2 separate regions of the Homo sapiens genome follow, and region 1 is linked to region 2. Evidence: chromatin loops called from intact Hi-C (ENCODE). Cell type or tissue: K562. All regions are shown on one strand. Links, peaks and the distances in the headings refer to the core of each region. The heading gives the core; the rest is flanking DNA. Region 1 has its middle 290 kb from the start of HGF. Region 2 overlaps CACNA2D1 (calcium voltage-gated channel auxiliary subunit alpha2delta 1).

Evidence for each region. A loop is a pair of places that touch in the nucleus more often than their neighbours do. Peaks named below come from ENCODE experiments on the same cell type or tissue, not always from the same donor. Only the 100,000 strongest peaks of a DNase experiment are listed, where the experiment ranks them.
Region 1: a loop joins it to region 2, with 4 times the contacts of the local background. A loop is called at or near these places in 2 of 110 quality-filtered maps.

The regions. Positions count from the first base shown.
Region 1 is chr7:81,478,738-81,489,404 of GRCh38, forward strand. No RefSeq gene overlaps it. Among named protein-coding and RNA genes, the nearest start is that of HGF, 290 kb to the right of the region's middle. RefSeq lists an enhancer at 1-697. In K562, for the core only: a CTCF peak has its summit at 4,057 (motif pointing right); no DNase peak of the experiment used is centred there.
Region 2 is chr7:82,039,163-82,049,829 of GRCh38, forward strand. The region is part of intron 10 of CACNA2D1 (calcium voltage-gated channel auxiliary subunit alpha2delta 1); the gene reads right to left. Among named protein-coding and RNA genes, the nearest start is that of CACNA2D1-AS1, 35 kb to the left of the region's middle. In K562, for the core only: a CTCF peak has its summit at 5,525 (motif pointing right); no DNase peak of the experiment used is centred there.

The DNA.
Region 1 (10,667 bases), core at 962-8,961, 560 kb before region 2:
AATACTGTGCTACTCCCACAGCTTCACAACCAGCAGACCAGGAAATTCCCTTGCTTGGCTCCGCAGGTCCCATGCCCACAGAGCCTTGCTCGCTGCTAGTGCAGCAGCCTGAGATAGACCTGGGAAGCTGAAGCCTGGCAGGGGGAGGGGCTTTTTCCATTGCTGAGGCTTGAGTAGGCAGTTCTATGCTCACAGTGTAAACAAAGTGGCAGGGAAGCTTGAACTGGGTGGAGCCCAGCGCAGCTCAGCAAGACCTACTGCCTCTCTAGAGTCCACCTATGGGGGCAGGGCATATCTGAACAAAAGGCAGCAGACAGCTTCTGTAGACTTAATCGTCCCTGCCTGACAGCTCTGAAGACAGTAGTGGTTCTCCCAGCACAGCGTTCGAGCTCCAATAATGGACAGACTGCCTCCTCAAGTGGGTCCCTGACCCCCGTGTAGCCTGACTGGGAGACACCTCCCAGTAGCTTCCAGAAAGAAGGAAGCTTCCAGAGGAAGATCAGGCAGCAATATTTGCTGTTCTGCAGCCTCCGCTGGTGATACCCAGGCAAACAGGGTCTGTAGTGGACCTCCAGCAAACTCCAACAGATCTCCAGCTGAGGGTCTGGTCTGTTAGAAGGAAAACTAACAAACAGAAAGGAATAGCATCAACATCAACAAAAAGGACATCCACACCAAAACCCCGTCTGTAGGTCACCATCATCAAAGACCAAAGGTAGATAAAAACCACAAAGATGGGGAGAAACCAGCACAGAAAAGGTGAAAATTCCAAAAACCAGAACACCTCTTCTCCTCCAAAGGAGCACAACTCCTCGCCAGCAAGGGAACAAAACTGGATGGAGAATGAGTTTGACGAAGTGACAGAAGTAGGCTTCGGAAGGTGGATAATAACAAACTTCTCTGAGCTAAAGGAGCATGTTCTAACCCAAAGCAAGGAAGCTAAGAACCTTGAAAAAAGGTTAGATGAATCGCTAACTAGAATAAACATTTTAGAGAAATGCGTAAATGACCTGATGGAGCTGAAAACCACAATACGAGAACTTCGTGAAGCACACACAAGCTTCAGTAGCCGATTCAATCACGTGGAAGAAAGGATATCAGTGATTGAAGATCAAATTAATGAAATAAAGTGAGAAGACAAGGGTAGAGAAAAAAAGAGTGAAAAGAAATGAACAAAGGCTCAAAGAAATATGAGACTATGTGAAAAGACCAAATCTATGTCTGATTGGTGTACCTGAAAGTGATAGGGAGAATGGAACCAAGTTAGAAAACGCTTTTCAGGATATTATCCAGGAGAACTTCCCCAACTTAGCAAGGCAGGCCAACATTCAAATTCAGGAAATACAGAGAACCCCACAAAGATATTCCTCAAGAAGAGCAACCCTAAGACACATAATCTTCAGATTCACCAAGGTTGAAATGAAGGAAAAAATGTTAAGGGCAGCCAGAGAGAAAGGTTGAGTTACCAACAAAGGGAAGCCCATCAGACTAACAGCAGATCTCTCAGCAGAAACCCTGCAAGCCAGAAGAGAGTGGGGCCAATATTCAACAATCTTAAAGAAAAGAGTTTTCAACCCAGAATTTCATATCCAGCCAAACTAAGCTTCATAAGAGAAGGAGAAATAAAATCCTTTACAGACAAGCAAATGCTGAGAGATTTTGTCCCCACCAGGCCTGCCTTATAAGATCTCCTGAAGGAAGCACTAAACATGGAAAGGAACAACCAGTACCAGCCACTGCAAAAACATGCCAAATTGTGAAGACCATCAAGGCTAGGAATAAACTGCATCAATTAATGGGCAAAATAACCAACTAACATCATAATGATAGGATCAAATTCACACATAACAATATTAACTTTAAATGTAAATGGGCTAAATGCCCCAATTAAGACACAGACTGGCAAATTGGATAAAGAGTCAAGACCCATCAGTGTGCTGTATTCAGGAGACTCATCTCACGTGCGGACACACTTATGCTCAAAATGAAGGGATGGAGGAAGATCTACTAAGCAAATGGAAAGCAAAAAAAAAAGCAGGGATTGCAATCCTAGTCTCTGATAAAACAGACTTTAAACTAACAAAGATCAAGAGACAAAGAAAGCCATTAGATAATGGTAAAGGGATTAATTTAACAAGAAGAGCTAACTGTCCTAAATATATATATGCATCCAGTACAGGAGCACCCAGATTCATAAAGCAAGTTCTTAGAGACCTGCAAAGAGACTTAGACTCCCACACAATAATAACGGGAGACTTTAACACCCCATTGTCAATATTAGACAGATCAACAGGACAGAAAATTAACAAGGATATACAAGACTTGAACTCAGCTCTGGACCAAGCAAACCTAACAGACATCTACAGAATTCTCCACCCCACATCAACAGAATATACATTCTTTTCAGCACCACATCACACTTATTCTAAAATTGACCACATAATTAGAAGTAAAGCAAATGTAAAAGAACAGAAGGCCCAACAAACTGTACAATCAAATTAGAACTCAGGATTAAGAAACTCACTCAAAACGGCACAACTACATGGAAACTGAACAACCTGCTCCTGAATGACTACTGGGTAAATAACAAAATGAAGGCAGAAATAAAGATATTATTTGAAACCAATGAGAACAAAGACACAACGTACCAGAATGTCTGGGACACATGTAAAGCAGTGTGTAGAGAGAAATTTATAGCACTAAATTCCTGTAAGAGAAAGCAGGAAAGATCTAAAATCGACACCCTAATATCACAATTAAAAGAACTAGAGAAGAAAGAGCAAACAAATGCAAAAGCTAGCAGAAGACAAGAAATAAGATCAGAGCAGAACTGAAGGAGATATGAGGCACACACAAAAAAGTAATTCACAAACTCACAATTTCTTTTTTCTTTTCTTTTTCTTTTTCTTTTTTTTTTTTTTTTTTTTTTTTTTTTTTGAGACAGAGTCTCGCTCTGTTACCCAGGCTGGAGTGCAGTGGCACAATCTTGGCTCACTGCAAGCTCCGCCTCCCGGGTTCACGCCATTCTCCTTTCCCCTGCCTCAGCCTCCAGAGTGGCTGAGACTACAGGCGCCTGCCACCAAGCCCGGCTAATGTTTTGTATTTTTAGTAGAGACAGGGTTTCACCGTGTTAGCCAGGATGGTCTCAATCTCCTGACCTCGTGATCCGCCTGCCTCGGCCTCCCAACACAATTTCTTTAGCACCAGTCTTTAGAAATGACTGTGGGAATAGTTCAATTTATTGAGAAATACCTTTCTCCTCTTGCTTTATTTGGTGTTGTAACTCCTTCTTCTACCTTAGTTATTTCTATGCAGAGGTAATTTTCTAGTTGTAGAGTTAGTCACTGATGGACGCCACCTGATTATAGCAAGAGAAGGACTAGAATCATCATGTTCACTAGCACTAGGTTCTTGTGTCAGAGCACAGGACCAGGTTTCTGGAGGCTTCTATTCTGCCAGCAGAGCACAACATTTTTCAGTCACCAATGTGAGGTACAAAGAATGGGGATGATCAATGCCTTAATTCAAAAGTGTGATACATGTTTGACAATGAACAATTTATAGGTTGAAAAAAAAAAGATGTGGCAAGAAGTTCCATGTAATGAAACTTGAAAGCTTTTTAACATTCTGCTTTATAAAAACAGAAACATGAATCGTATAAAAACTGAACTAGTTTTAGATATTTCTTAATATAACATTTTCAAGATAATTTATGTAGAGCATCAGTCTAAGTGTATATTTACATTAACATGTAATAGAAAAAAGGGGATCAGGTCTGATCATCTTGTAAAGAGTTATGTTGGTGGTTGGAAGCGTGGAATTCAGACAAATAGATTATATTATGATTTGATGACAAATTATTACTTTTCTCATGACATTGTATGCATAAAAATATGCATTGTAAGAAATCTATGAAAAACTATGGGACTTCAATTCAATAGAATTTCTCCCTTAGGGTGGCATATATAAAGATTCATAAGAATAAGCAGAAGTATAGTACGCTAAGAAATGGAAATGTTATGAATTTGTAAGTGAAGTTTCTTTTAGTGCCACTAGATGGCATATGTTAGCTGTAAATCTCCCTTGAATAAAGTTTAAGATTTAACGTGACTTGTTTCCCCAGAGTATCCAACACATTTTATTTTAAATATTAATGGATTTTTATATGTTTTCTCAAATATATGACACTCAATACAATTAATAAATAATTGGAAAAATATCACATGATTATTTTTATATCAAGTTAAAACAAGAAGAATTATGTCATCTGCAAACAATTTTGTTGTCTTCCTTTCTAATTTGAATGTATTTTAGTTCTTTTTCTTGCCTAATGGTTCTAGCTAGGATCTCCAGTACTATGCTGAATAGAAGTGGTGTTAAGAAGCATTTTTGTTTTGTTTCTGGTGGTAGAGGAAAAGCTTTCAATTTTTAACCATTTAGTATGATGTTAGCTGTTGGTTTGTCACATATAGCCTTTATTATGTTGAGGCAACTTCCTTCTATACCTAGTCTGTTAAGAGTTTTTATCATTGTCAGGATGGCTGCAATATGGCGGAGTAAAAAGTCTCAGGCTACACACACTCCCCCCACCCCTTGTAAGCTTATCTAGCAATTATCCATAGACCAGAACATCTTCTTCAAAAGCCCAATATTGGAAACGAGCCTGAGACAATGTGGTACACATACCTAAGTGAAAATTGAGTGAGAAGGGTCAGAAGAATGGTCTCCCCCCCCGCCACCACGAAGTTGGCACAACACTGGTTGAAGAGCATTACCCTGGACCCATAGTTTCTGCAGTGGGGAAAGAGAACTGGAGGCAGTCATTCAGCTTCCCTAGCATTTTGAGATGCTTTCTTTCCAGGAATCCCGCCTGTCTCACCTCATAGGGAAAGAAAAGGGTAAAGGCATGGCTAGACCACCTGGGGTCAAGTAGAAACAAAGAAAGAAGGCAGAGGCCACAGTGACTAGCATATGGATCTGTGTGGCACCTCTGTGTTCACACCAGCTGCGGTGCCCAATCAGAGTTACCAGCCAACTTCATAGCCCACCCAGAAAGCTGAACTGATCTTTTTCAGAAGCACAGTGGGAAGTTCAGCCTTGCTTGAGTCCCTAGATGGCTAGCCTCCATGGCCAGGCACACAGCCTACTCTAACAACCCTGCCCAGGTAGGGAGATGCCCCCCTCTGCGCATTTTGAGAATCACACAGGCTAGATATCTTGGGTCAAGCAGTGGCTCCACTCATCCAAAAAGCTTGCCTTATAATCCTGCTGAGGCAGGGAGACAGCCACATGCATACATTTCTAAGAGGCACAAGGGCTAGACCTGTAAAACCTAGGAGTCCAAAGAGTAAGTAACTTAGCTCAGCCAAAAAGCCTGCCCAACAACCTCCCGTGTGCATTTTGCAGGAGTGTAGGAACTAAACCTGCTTGACGCAGGAAGTCAAGTAGCATCTTGACTCAGGCAAAAGTCCACCCTACAGCTCTGACCTAATGGAGGCAACCCTTAATCACACATTTTTAAGGAGCATAGGCTCTTGTCTTGCCCATCACAAGCAGCAACTTTCAAAGCCCAGCCTGAAGCCCTGCCCAAGTGCAGATTCCAAATAGTAAAATTGCCCAGCCAAGGAATACATCTTCTGACTACCCTGACCAGAGAGCATCACAGTACCAAGCCGGCAACTCTTCCTAATAGCGGAGCCCAACCAGTAGCTTCCTCTAATAGCAGAGCCCAACCATTGGTCTCTGCCTAACCAGTGGTCTCTCTGGACAGCAGAGCCCAGCCATCAGAGCAAAGGCAGTGGCCCAGCCAACTAGAGAAACCACAGCAAGTTCTGCCTGGAGTTGTCAGCCCTTTCAGAATCACAGGCTAGACTATTAGTGAAGGTCTGTTCCTACAATGAACACCTGTAAAGGCCAAACGAATGGACCATTTCTTCAAATGCACAGCAAATGCAAGGACACAAGTATTATAAAGAATCAAGGAATCATGACACCTCTACAGAAACTAATAAAACTGCAACAGCCAGAGGCAAGAAAAAGCTAAGCTCAAGCCCAGGACATATAAGTATAGTGGAGCTCCAATGAAAATTTAATTCTCATGGATGTCAGCTCCACCATGGTCAGGATCTTCATTATAAAGAAGTGAATCCTGGAATCAAGACGTCTGAAATGAGACACTTGATAAACTTGAAACTCAGACTTCTCTGAACTTTGTGGGCCTACAAAAGTGGCCTATTCCTCCCTGTTAAGAACTAGTGCTACCTACTGGCTTGAAGACAATCCCTTGCAATTTTACTTTCAGGTCATTCAGGATGAACCTCCAACTCCTCTCCTGGATATCAGACCAATAACTAGGATCAAGTCAAAATATAACCCAACTGACAAAGAGCTGATTCTATGGGGGAAGGAGAGCTGTGCACCAAAGAAGCTGCAAAACCTAGCTAGAGTGTACCAGCAGAAGCTGGGAGAGTACATATGGGACTAAATCCTGAGGGTGTCCAGGTTGAGGGATCTAGAGTTCTGGAACATAAAATTAATAAGGAAGAATTTATCAATATGAATATTGATTAATACCCTAGCACAAACCACAAGAAACAGTGTTAACATATTCCTGGAATCTTGGAAAAATGAAAAGGCCACACCAAATGAAGAATTATAGAATTCTCATAGCAAATGGTCAAGAAGGGATCAAACAGCTCACAAAAATGAGATTCTAGAGTAAATACACCATATAAGGGTAGAATACTCACCTCCAAGCTGTGTTCCACAGGAGGACCCACAGAAACTGCACTTACTAAATCAATAAGAAATTCATTGGTGAGAGTGGCATCACCATTGAGAACCTCAGTGGTAGCTGTTTTCTGTAGGCCAGGGCTGATAGTAGGAGGGGTCATTATAGAAACTGGGCACAATGATTGCAATGGTGATATTAAGATGCTAGAATGAGAGAAGCCGTGCACTTAAGAGTCATAAATAACGCCTGTAAATCCCAGTACTTTGGGAGGCCAAGGCAGGTGGATCACGAGGTCAGGAGATCATAATAAATAGTCATAAATAAGAAACATCATAATGAGAAACATGGTCAGAATAGCAGCTGGAAGTACCTGATCCAGAGTTATGGAGATTGTTACTAGGACATGTTGTTCCATGTACAAGATTGATGGACAGCCAGTTAGCATATTTCTTTTTTTCTTTTTTTTTTTTTTTTTTTCTGAGACGGAGTCTCACTCTGTCCCCAAGGCTGGAGCGCAGTGGTGGGATCTTGGCTCACTGCAAGCTCCGCCTCCCGGGTTCACACCATTTTCCTGCCTCAGCCTCCCAAGTAGCTGGGACTACAAGTGCCCGCCACCACGCCCGGCTAATTTTTTTGTATTTTTAGTAGAGACGGGGTTTCACTGTATTAGCCAGGATGGTCTCAATGTCCTGACCTCGTGATCCGCCCACCTCAGCCTCCCAAAGTGCTGAGGATTTTAGCATATTTCATAATTTATACAACCAAAAAGTAACTCAAAGATTCATGCTCTAAAGTTTTAGGGCAGCCACTCCAATAAAAAGCCATAATCCCATGCCCAGTACCCACAGCTGAGATAATTTGCAGACCAAGAGCTCATTAACTGAAGGAGCAACTTCCTCGTGAGGAAGAAAAATACCTTTCAACATCACAGCCTGTGTATATGGCAGTAATTGCCCCAGTGTTTCTTTCTTTCTCCAAGGGAATCATAGGCCATTTAATTCTATAAGTGATCAGTGTAAAGGGCAATACCAAACATTTTAAGAACTATTGGACACAGTGCTCAAATTGACATTGATTCCTATGGTCTGAAGCATCACCCTGGCCTCAGATTTAGGACTCATGGGAGCCAGGTAAAATAAACAGAGGCCCAGCCCAAGTCTAGTTCACTATTGGTCTGCTCAGCTCATTTCCCATCTGATGAATATCTCCATAGTGCCCAGATGTATAATTATATACGTGCATGTGGATATACTTGATTGTTGGCAAAATCATGTTAACTCCTTGGCCTATGGCAAAGGTCAAATGTACATCTTCAAAACTGCCCCCTCCATGGAAAAGAGAGTAAATCTAATACAATATCACAATCCGGGGGTAGGTGGTGCATGGCAGAGACTTGTGCTACCTGTAATACACAAAGAATGATGGTGGTGCCCATTCTAGCCCCATTTAAACTGCAAGTCTTTCCTCTACAAAAAGTAAATGGCTCCTAGTGGATGAGAGGGTGCTACCTCACACTCAACCAAGAAGTAGCCCAAATTTTAGCTGCTGGGCTGAGTATAGGAATTCTGCTAGAGTTAGCATCAATATCAATATTAATAAAGTTGCTATCGATACCAATACTGCCTCAGGTAAATGGTATAATTATGGACATTGATTTTGTGAGTGCGTTATTTTTATCCATGTGAAAAATGCATTCACATTCATGGAATAAACAATAATATATATTTATGATGTTGCTCAAGTTTGGGATTAATTCTCTCACCTTCTGTCACAATGTAGTCCAAAGGGACCATGATTGGACATAACATCACATTGTTCCATTATATCTATGCCATCAAATTAATTGTACAGATGAGCAACAGGTAATAATAAAGTTGGAGGCTTTGTAAGACATACGCACATCAGAAGGTGGGAGATGAATCCTACAAAGATTCAGGGGTCTGCCACCTTAGGATATTTCTTATTGTCGTTCCCACAGTTTGGAATATGCTGTATGACATACCCTCTAAAGTAAAGGAAATTTTTACTTTGTACTTCCCACCCACTAAGATGGAAACATGACACCTCGTAATCTTACAGTGTATTTGTTCATTCTTACACCGCTATGAAGATACTGAGATGGGGTAATTTATAATGGAAAGAGTTTTATTTGACTCACAGTTCCACATGGCTGGGGAGGTCTCAGGAAACTTATAATCACGGTGGAAGGGGAAGCCAGCACTTCTTATATGACGGCAGACAAGAGAGAAGTGAACGAAGGAGGAAATTGCCAAACATTTACAAAACTGTCAGATCTCCTGAGAACTCACTCACTATCACAAGAACAGCAGGGGGGAAAACTGTCCCCATGATTCAATCACATCCCACCAGGTTCCTCCCTCAACACGTGGGGATTACAATTCAATATGAGATTTGGGTGGGGACACAAAGCCAAACTATATCATACACCCATCTATTTACCAGGTGACATAAAAAGCTAACAACTTTGAGCAGGGCTTAGAGCAGGAAAAAGCTCTGTACTAGGTCTAGACTGTAGAGTAAGCATTCCTACCTCCTGGACCATATGACCCAGCAGGATTCTATACTACTATAAGAATCCATGGCAAAAAAAGAATTGTGAAGTTAACGAGAAACCTTCATAAAAGAATGACCATGCAAACCCATAGAGCTTAAAGGTAATGGCAAGTCCATGCAATCTGCAGCAGAAAGCCCTCCACCATTGAAAATAAATTTAAAATTTTTTTAAATCCCAGTGTGCTAAAAATAAAGAATTTGATCTTATCATAGAATATTAAGTGACCCTCTGGCCACAGCTACACATCATGAACATTCTATCAGAACAACTAAATCAAAAGTTGGGTGAAGCCAACAACAACTCATGGTAAAACGGAAGTACATCTGGGATCAGGCCTGAGCCGAGCCAGAGGGCACACACTAGCTGCATGCTCTGGTGACTCACACCTCCAGGTTTGCACTAACACCTCTCCCTCAACCTAAGGTTACTTTGGGTGTCCCAGCTGACAGAGGAGGGAAAAGGCTGAGTCTGTTTAATGGGTGAGCTAGCTCAGTATATGGATGCAAACATAAAAAGGACTTTTGCTGCTATAGCTAGGCTGAAAAATCACAACTATTTAGTATCTCCCTCCATTAGTCTATTTTGGATTACTTATACTCTAGGCTAGAACCTCTGGTAAGTTCTCTTTGCTACTATACCACAGTTCTATTTCTGCCCAGTCCTGCTTCTCTCACAGCCTAGATGTTATTACCCCAAACAGACTTCCAGTAAACATCCTGCAAGCAAGTATCTGCCTAAGCACTGTATTTTCAGAGAAGCTGCCTAAGCACTGTATTTTCAGAGAAGCTGACTTAAGATACTGTGTGTCTTGAGACGTACACTTAGGAAAAATTTGAGCAAGTTTGTTTTTTTTCAGTATTGCTACTCAAAATAGCACCAATTTTGCTGTAGAACTCTAAAGTTTCTGAGGTATGTTGGGAAATTGGAATTAAGTAAGCACATGGGATATTTTCAAAATTTATCAAAGGTCATCATTAAAATGGTACAAAATTTTTTATCACTGATTGTGCCTTTAGAAAATAAGAATCAAATCCAGTTTCTGAGTAGTCTAATAAAAAAATCAATCGTTTTGTAACATATTTTATAAATTATTTTATATGAATATCTATTTTAAATACCTTAATATTAGTTATTGAAATACAATCACAATCTAAACACAGTTGGAATCCTCAATTTATTTTCTATTGGTGATTGTCTAGCACTGTAAATGTTTTAAGCAAAACAAGCACATCTCTATGGCATATAAACCTTAGCATAGTTGCAGCAGTAAAATTCAGACCTATCAAAATATGTGACATATTACATAAAAATATTCAGCTATGTGAAAAAATGGATATAGTTTTATTGTTAAAAGCTGTG
Region 2 (10,667 bases), core at 1,763-9,762:
AGATAAAATGTTAAAGATATTTTCACATCAAAAACATATACTTATTTTAATGAGTGGGTCATAAGTTATTACATATTCTTGCAAATATAATTCATCATTTTTTTCTCTGAAGATCACTGAACGTAATTATAAGGTACATTGCACAGTTCATCAGTTTATTAAGCAAATATTTACTAGCAGCCTATTATATGCCAAGAATCATGGCAGGTAGTAGTTTTATGCTTTCAGACATAATTATCTGCACACACAAAAATACCATAAATATATAAACAGTTATATAGTGTCTACTATGTGCTGCATTTACTACATATTCTACAAATGTAAATCATTTCGTCTTTGCAAATGCTCTGCAAGATAAACATTATCATTATCCCCATTTTATCTACGAAAAAAACTCATCCTGCATTGCCTCTCAATATAGTATAATAAATTATGATTCATTCTATAAAGCAATATAATATTATGCTCTAGAAGACAATATCAGGAGAGGCATTTCTAATTTGGACTGCAAACATTTGAAAGAAAATTCTCCTAAGAAAAGGCATTTCCTGTGATTCCAGAGAAATGTTCCAGTGAAGAGCACAAAGGAAGAACATTCCAAGCAAACAGAACAACATGTGCAAAGGCCCTCACATGGAGACAAAAGAAGCCTTTTTAAGAAAACATAAAGAGAGTGAGTTTAGCTCGGTCTCATAGGAGGACAAAAGACATAAAATGAGTTCAGAGAGGGAGGCAAGGGCTAGATCATGTGGAGTCTAATGGAAATGCTGAAGATGATTTTATTTTCTGTGAAATGGAAAGTCACTGGAAGATCTTAAGCCAAATGTAAAATAATTGAATCTGGAATTTTAAGAGTGCATCCTAGCTGCTGTGTGGAAAATGGACTTGAGATGAGCACAATATAAAGCAGGGAGAGTAATCAGAAGGCTTTGCAGTAACCTAGCTGAAAATACATAGTGGTTTTGTTATTTGTGGAGATGGTTAGAAAGGGAAGAATTCAGGAGGTATTTCTGAGAAAGAATCAAATAGGACTTGGTGGTGGATTTAGCAGGAGGATGCATAACAGAGCGGTATCTTCAATAACTGCCAGGTTTCTGACATGGGCATCTGGAAGGATAGAGGACTGGAGGGATGACTGGTTCAGGGATAATTGAGGAATAGAGAAGAGAAGCACAGAGTTCAATTTAGGGTGAGGTTTCAATACATGTGAGATATGCAAGTGTACATGTCAAGAAATGATAACATTTAAAGCATGAGGCTCAAAAGAAGTCTTGGCTAAATAATTTATTCAAAAAAAAAAAAAAAAAAACAGAAGGCTTCAGGAAAAAAAAATGGTTTAAAGCCATAGGAAAACAAAACAAAAAAAAGTAGAGTAGAATAGCAGTCCCTGAGAAAACTAAGTAAGAGCAAGTTTCCATGGAAACAGGAGAGAAATCAGGAGATTGGACTGTTTTGGATGAGAGAAAAATGTGTCAAAAGGAAGACACTGTGTGGAGACAGGGAAGATGGGGACTTAAAACTGCCCAGTAGGGCCGGGCACAGTGGTTCAGACCAGTAATCCCAGCATTTTGGGAGGCCAAGACGGGTGGATCACCTGAGGTCGGGAGTTTGAGACCAGCCTGACCAACATGGAGAAACCCCGTCTCTACTAAAAAATACAAAATTAGCCAGGTGTGGTGGTGCATGCTTGTAATGCCAGCTACTCATGAGGCTGAGGCAGGAGAATCACTTGAACCAGGGAGGCGGAGGTTGCAGTGAGCCAAGATCACGCCATTGCACTCCAGCCTGGGCAACAAGAGCGAAACTCCATCTCAGAAAAACACAACAAAACAAAACAAACAAAAAAATGCCTGGTGAACTCATCCACATTATGTAGGCAGCCTTGGGTTGGGGGGGTGGGGAGGGCAGAACGAATGGACAGCAGGAGCATCTGAATGCAGGCAAATCTGCAAAGTGCCTTGGCTGGATGCAGAGCTGGAAAACAGGGTGGCATCTGTAGGGTAGACTGGGGGTCAAGAAAAGTCTATTTTAAAGCTAGGGGTCACTCAAGCATAAGAAGACTGGTGTTAAAGAGAGAAGGAAGAAAAAGATGCAGGAAATAGAAGAGAGGTAAAAAATAAAGCTCGTCGAAAGGTAGGGACAGATGGATCCAGGTGACACACAGAGGAATGGCCCTTTAGGAAAATGCACATCAACTTCATTATTCTAGGAAAGAAGAGTGGAAGCTGACCGAGCCAGGTGGTATGTGGATTTGGATGATGATAGTTACTGTCTGTGGCATTTGTCTCCTTTAACAATGAGGCAAGATGATCAGGATAATGAGAGGAGAAGGAAGGCTTAGAGAAAAGAAAAAACAAGAGGTAAAATGTCCTGCACAGATAGTAAGTCCTTTTTCATGTTTATTTTGAACAAGACTTTCATGAATATCACCAGTGTGAGAATAAAGTTCCAGTATATTTATTTACTGTTTTCTATAAATTCAAATATTGAAAACTGAGTATCTTCAGGTCCAAATGACCAGTCCCACTGCCTCTTTTATCACTCTTCTATTCTTTGGTTATTGGATGCAAGCTTATTCTACATGTTCCATTTTCAAAACAAATAAATGTTAGCATTTCCCTGTATTGGTAAGTAAAAATACAGTTTGCCAATACATTAATAGTAAAGTGACCTTAGAGAATTATTAGAAATGGTTACAGGAAATATTATTAACTGACTTATTTAAACCATGAATCACCATAAAGGTACAAGTTATGCAGAAATTGAGCACTGAATAATGTATTGCTCAGAGTCTTTCAGTTGGCCTTGACCTGCTTTTAACACAGAAAAGTGAAGCATCTCATTAAGTGACTTTAACACAAACTGATTAAATGTAAATTCATTCATTAAATATATATTCAGTAGTGTATAACAGAATTACTATAATTGCACTCATAGTAAAACTCACAAATAATGTACAGAAAGGAATAACTTACAAAGTATAACTCCCTATAGCAAATCTTACTCTCCTAGGAAAGTGATGAGAAATTTGAAAGTTTACAATCAGATAAGACTATATTTCACAGATATCTTAGACTCATCAGCTTATATCGTATTATGTATGTTTTAAAAATAGGTTAATTTTCATGGGCTGAAGTGGCAGTCTTTGATAACACGTGCCTACATACTAATTTAAAACCACATATTAAAAACCTTAGAGCAAAAGTGTAATAGCAAATATATTACAGAACTTTGAAATGGTATATGGCGAGTGAAAAGAGATTGAAGGAGCTCTGATTTTTTCATCAATTAAGAAAATACTTCTTGTAAAAGTGTGTATTTAACATGACAGAGTCAGAAATCCAAACTAACATCACATTGATTCCTTTTCCAATCCCAGAAAATTCAACTAAGTAGGTCACTCATTAGAACTGCTGAGGACAATTTCTGTTAGCCTGTTTAGATAGGAAGGCACGTGTGTTAACATGGGCATCTGGGGTAAAAATCCTGGAGGGTTTGTATTTCTACTCCAGCATTGGGGCATTCTTTCCTTTGCCCTTCCACATCTCTTGTTCCTTCTGCCAAAAACACTTTTTCCCACTATATGTACTGTTCCTCTGCCTACAATACTTTTTCTCCCTTCTTCACTCAGTCCTCATGAAAGTTTTCATGACCTTCCCTGACTAGATTAAGTCACCCAATACTAAGCTCTCTTAAATCTATCTCTTTTTTACAGAGCACCAGTTATAATTTCATATTTCTCTGTATCCTAGCTTAATAAATAGACCCCTCTATTGGATTATTAGCCCACATGGCCAGAGAATATGTCCACACCACCACTGCATTTTCTGTACTTGGCATGTAATAAACATGCTATAAATATTTACTGAATAAATGAATAATGGATAAATGTTTAAACTCTTTGGATGTGGACTTTAAGAAAATTAGAAGCCAGTATAAAATGTTGATCAATAATCAAACTATGGAAATTAGAAGTCAGTGTAAAATGTTAATCAATAATCAAGCTATAGATTTATAAGTAGATGAATTGCATCTTAGCTCTGCAATATGTTGTTAAACTTGTACATTCAAAAGTACAAATACTCTGTCCAAATAGACATTAAAATACTCAAATAAAGATATACAGAACATCTAACATAGAGTCTGACATACAGTAGATGTTAAATGGCAACTCTATTGTTTTAAAAATTATTTTAGTAAAAAGGATTAGGATACTCAGTACTAAAATTAGAACAGATTCCTAATTCATAAGATTCAGATAAACTGCCTCAGCTGTATTGAGCTTGAAATAAAGTTCACTAACAGGATGATACAAGTGTCCCTCAAACATTAGTTTGGTGTTTGAAACAGTTTCTGATAAAACTATGATCAATGCATTTCAATACTTCCAAAGAAACTTCTTATTAAATATCCCAGTCAGGTACACAAATTGAAAGATGCTTTCCAGTCAAAACAAAGTATCAGTATCTCAAATGAAATAACCCAAGCTTTTGGTTTTGTAAAGGCAGTCTCTATTTTTGCTCTAATTTCCCCTGCTGAATATGAAATCATTCCATAAAATATTTCTGAGAAGAGGGACTCTGCTTGTCATCACATTATGTCAGGATACAAACAATGAAATATTCCTGTTGCCTTAATACACGCTACAAGTCAAAGAAGCAGAAAGTTACGGGAAGTGCCCTTTGTCTGGAAATGGCAACTAGAACACATCTTCTTGGAGTACCAAGTCTTCCTTTGAATGGTTTAGTGCAGTCAAGTAGTTCTGCACTGGAAACATTAAGAATTAATGACAAAAGACATTCTTAAGGTCACATATTCTACTTGAAACTTCAGTGAAAGAGAAGTAGCTCATTTATTATTTGCCCACTCAACCTGTCTTTTTAAAATTATTTTTAGTTTTAAAAATGAGAAAGGGTCTTACTATTTTGCCCAGACTGGTTTCGAATTCCTGGCCTCAAGTGATCCTCCCACCTTGGCCTCCCAAGCAGCTGGAATTACAGGCATGAGCCACTGTATCCAGCTCTCAACATGTCTATTAATTCGCATCCCTTCCCCTCAGAAAGACCGTTCTCCTATGTATGGATTCTAAATGTTTAAAGGCAGGCTTTCTTTAGGGTACTTTGTACATTGTTTAGTCCTAAAGCATTTTTAAGAAGCAAAAATAGGACACAACTATAGTTTCTGAAAAAATTGTTCAATATTTATTACTTAACATGTCTTAATGTTTTATTTTCTCTATTTCTGGCATGTAAAATAAATAATGGTGCAAAATTGTTGGCTCAAGCCATGTAATCATCAGCAAAAATAATAATTCAAATCCAGACCTGACTGCTTTGGAAAAGGATTTTTTAAATTAAAATAATATTAGTACACTTATTTACACAAGTTAACTATGATGGATAACATACACAACAAATTTATATTTTGTAAGATTAAATAATTTAAATAAGAAACAATAAAATTTTGCATATTAGTAAGTACAAACACAAATTATGGTATCAGACACTATCCACATTTTGGCCACCAGATGGCAATGCAGGAAAATAAAAGGAAAATGACCAGAGGCTGTGCGCTCCAAAATTTTGGCTGTGCTTGTTTTATGTACTTATTCCTATTTTTAAAAAACTTTCAAAATTTATTTTGATTTTCATATTTTTCATAGTAGATTTGGACTATAAGAGATTATATGAAAATGATTATTCTAAAATCCGGATAAAATAGCTGATAACATTTATTCTTACATATGTGGATACATTCCCAGTTAAGAGTTATTTCTGGAAAACTGATAAGAAATAAGATTTATAAAGTGGCTGTTTAGAATTCAATGTCTGGGTGAAATGTTATAACTGCAGTCAGGACTTTGGTTCATTTGCTACTGTGACTTAGCTGCATTTTTGTATGTTTAGTATGTCTTTGAATTTCAGAAGTCAATAAATGAATAGAAAAGCCCAGATTAATAGAAAAAAATGCTTTCTAGGTTATCTGTTACCAAATTACTTTCCAAAAATTTTGTGCCAATTTAAAGTATATATGTGCTAGTTTCACTGCAGCCTCATAAACACTTCCCATTTTTTATTTGCTGAACTGTAAATAAAAATATTTCAATATTTTAACTATTTGAATTTGATTGCTAGCAAAATGACCCTTCTCATATATTAATTTTTGTGTAGTTCTGTTTTTCCAGATTGTTGCTTACTATTTAATCTAAACCTATGAGCCTATTCCTTTACTATTTCTTAAAAGAGTTTTGTACTTAGAAAATCAACCGTCTATCAGTCAGGAAATTATTCATCTGTAACCTTACTGATGTTTCATGGGTTTTGGTATATAGTCATGGTGGAATTTAGTTTCCCCAACACTATGAGGTGATAACAAAATTAGGCAATTTGTTTTTACAAATAGCGAAATTTCCCATTTATGATACATTCATTCATGATACATTCCTTACAACAAATTAAGATTTTGAATACATTTCTGTAATTTTTTAGTCCTTTGTCCCTCCGTTATTTCATGAGCTTGCTTTTTAATATGAATAATTTTAAAAAGTATTAGCTAACATGTATTGAGAATCACCTGCGTGCCAGGCTAAACACTTGATATCCATTAAGTTGTTTAACTTTCAACAAGCTACAGTTTTAGTTTTAATAGGCTTCCCATTATATAGTTGAGGAAATGAGGTGTACGATGTTAAAGTGTTCAGAGTCAAACAGCAACCAAGATTCAGAGCTCAACCCCAAGCGCAAATTCCCTGACGCACTTTTCTCTAAGGTCTTTAATCATTTTCAATTACAGTTTAATAACAGAGGAGAAAGCTACCACATCCCGTCATGTGATATTCTTCACAACTGTCTTCCTACTGCAGTAACTTTAGAAATTTTTGTCAAATTAAAATTGCTCTCATGAGTAAATTAGAAAAACTGCTATCTTCACATGGGTATCCTTTTCATTCCAGGAAAAATTATTCATTAATTCCAAATATCAAATCTTTTAAATATATCTCTCACACTCTTTTCTCTATCTTTAATATAGGTCCTAAATATATTACTAAAAGTACTGCTAGTTAATTCATGACTTTTGCTAATGTTGTGAATGTGATTTTAATTTCTGTCGTTAATCCCTGTCCAGGGAAAACTAGAAGGTATGGTCACCCTCTCACAGTCAGAGACATAAATATCTTCACTAATGACACTCATGGAGTTGGCCACTCCACTCTTCAAGTTGACGGTGCTGTTCCCAACAGTGGCTGCTGGTTTGCGGTTTCCTTGGTCCATTGTATAAAAAAAGAAACATATTGAGAATGAATTATCTCTTCTTTAATCAATTTAGGAAAACCAAGTCTAGTCCAGGCCTTGCCTCTAATAAGCATTACAGCCAAAACTGATTCAATTATCTCCCCTAAGCTGCAGATTGCTCCTTTCTGAAATAAAGGGTTTTTCTAGATTAGGTGGAAAGCCCTTCAAATTCTAAAATTATATAATTTACATCAGCTAGTTTAACAATCAGGACAAAAATGTAAATATGGAATAAATTCTGTATATGTCTAAAAAATGGCACCAGTAGATAAAATGGAATACAATTCCCTATAATTATAAAGACACGAATTGTGTTTGCCTATAAATGTAAATCATCATTCATCAAACATTTCAATAAATATTTTCATTTTTAAACAAATATTTCAAACAACTCAAATCATGATGTAACCTATATTTAGTCTGTTTACCTTGTTGAAATCTTGGATGGATTTCTGAATAAGTCCCAATTACCATTTTTAATATATTCTTTTTATATTTTGATAGAGAAAATTTTATAATTCTCTAATCATATTCATTTAAAAACATTTGAAGCCATTGAAAGTATGCTGTTCTTTTACTTGAAATGTAAACTGAATTTAGGATCCCCCTGCATCTCCACCTGACATTTCTGTCTTCTCAACCATCTCTTAACCAACCACTGTGCACTCCTGAGTCCACAGCACTTTTCCAACTGGAAAAATGGGCAGCTTTCTTTCCCACTCCATCATTCTCCAGGTACAATAACCTTATCAGTATTATTTCCATTACAAATGTTTTTTGCATAGCCCTCTAGAAATTTGAATGCCAGCTCCTGAAGACAAAACCTTAATGAAATGATGAAACAATCACATACTGTCTGATCTGGTCCCCTTTACCAACACTGTGAAGCAGACATGACCAATATGTACAATATTTTCATGATACCTGAAGCTGAGTACTTGGAAAATTCCCTAGTTGAAAAATAAACTAAAACAGATGGCTCAGTTTGCTTGAAGAACACAATAAGAATGGCATACATAACTAATGTGTTTGTAGAGCAGAGATACTACAATACTGATCATATGAGTGAGGATGACTGGCCACATAAGAACACAAAGTTAACTTATCACTGATTGAAACTGTTTATAAAATTCTGACATCCATCTAGTACATTTTTTGTTCAGCACTGTTCTGATTGACAAAAGGTAGAGTCAATTCAAGAACCACCACTACGTGCCTTGAACTACTCTATGTACAGTAACATTAGTACAAAAAAGACTCTCTCTATACTCAAAGAAGCGTACATTCTTGGAGAGGAGGGAATACAGAGATATAGAAAATAACAAACATATGTAAAATATCAGGTGAAGAGAAATGATAGAAAAAATGAAGTGACGTGAAATATTAAATAAACGAAGTGGTTGAATAACTAAAATCGGAATGCTGTCTGAGAGACAGTAGTCAGGGAAGGCCTCTCTATCACGCAGTATTTGAGCAAAGACCTGAGCTGGGGGAAGATCTGGGGGATGATCAGGCAGCTATCTAGGCCTGGAAGCATCCAGATTCATGTAATGGTAAGCAGAAGTAATTTCTCATCTGTACACATCTACAAGACATTCACTAGACAGAAAGGATACATCCGCCTTTTAAGAAAGTTTATTCACATCACCAATGAATTCTTATAAACATTAAATTGTATCTGGGATGCAGAAACAGCTGATGACAGTTATCAACTAGGGTTGAAGGAATTATATTCAATTTAACTCAGTTCCACTGAGACAAATTATATACATCTGGAAAACTTAGAGCATGATTATGATATAAATTAATGACAAAAAGATAGGTAAAGAAGATACCTATCAAACTACATAGCAGGAGAGATTTCATAACATTTTAAAATATATTTTAAAGTGTGCAATAAACATGGATTACTGAACAAAACATTACAAAGGTGAATTAGTTGTAGAAAAAATTGCCAATATTTTTATTTGAAGTTTAGAACTTATACAAATTGTCACTTTATGAAAAATCTCTTATACATTAACATAAGGTAAAAATATTTTCATGTCTTAGCATATTAGTTTTCAAGCTATAATATATACATCGAAATTCTCAAAATGCTTTTTTTATTCCTCTAGGAATTTGATGAAATAGATTTTTATTCAACAATTAAGATTGCAGTGTATGCATTTTACAAATAAGTTCTCATAGTGTCAATTTACATTTGAATTTCTTTTGAATTTTAAGCCTACTAAATAATTAAGAACAAATATGATAGTTTAATTTAATTTAAAGAACTCTGAACAATTCTCCTACATCTATTGCTCAGGCCAGCCCAAGTCACTCTCTTTACCTACACTCAAAATTAAATGAAACTATAATTTAAAAAATTTCATCTAATAAGTACTCACATACATGACATCTTTTCCTAGTCCTTCAAGCCCCATCAAATAAGTCAATAACTTTTATAATTCTAAAAACAATAGTTCAGTTTAGAATAAAATTATTCCCTTTGCCTCACCCTGAATATTACTTTGCTGTTTCCTTTTTACATATACGACGAATTTCTAAGTGCCAAAAACTTAGTGTACCATGTAATTAATGGGAAAAAAATACTTATTGTACTTGTCAACACCTTCTTATAAACTCTCTTTATATTTCCAAAGCAATTAAGTTATCTTCTGGCAACTCATAAAAAAAAAAAAAAAAGAAAAATCCTAAATAACCTTGGCGGCTTTGCCCTGCTATTATAACAACTAAATTTGTCCTTTTCTTTGATCTTTTCTTACTGTCCATAATTTCTTTATGTCTTTTAAATGAAAATACTTTTATAAAGGTCCCATCTTTACCTAAAAAAAGTGCATAAGAAGATAGAATTCTTCTTCTTTTAACAAATTCTCTTAATTCCATTTCTTCCTGTTTTAAGACCTCCTCCCATCCCCAAAGAAACAAATGTCTACAAAATAAAAATATTCAAACATCCATAGTATTAAGAATTCTATAATTACCAAGCTCTTAAAATCTGAGTCAGTGAAAAACATGATTATTTACAACAAGCCCCAGTTAATCATCTGCTGAACTTGCTAAAGGTACCTCTTTAGTATACTGATTTCCTCTTCTATAATGACGCAAAGCCCGCCAGTTGTACACACAGTTAACAGTAATGCGATAAAAACCCCTGCACAGGAATCACCCGGGGGACTTTCCAAATGCAGATGTTCTCCTTAGCTCTGGAGTGCAGCTTGAGATGCTGCATTTGTACCCATTGCTTAACAGAGCTCCCAGGCAAGGCTCAGACTGCTTGGCTACAGGCCCCACTTCGATGGCAAGAGAATAAACTGCAGTCTTCTTGTTGACATAAATGAGCAATAGATCAACATAAAGTTTTCCTGAACT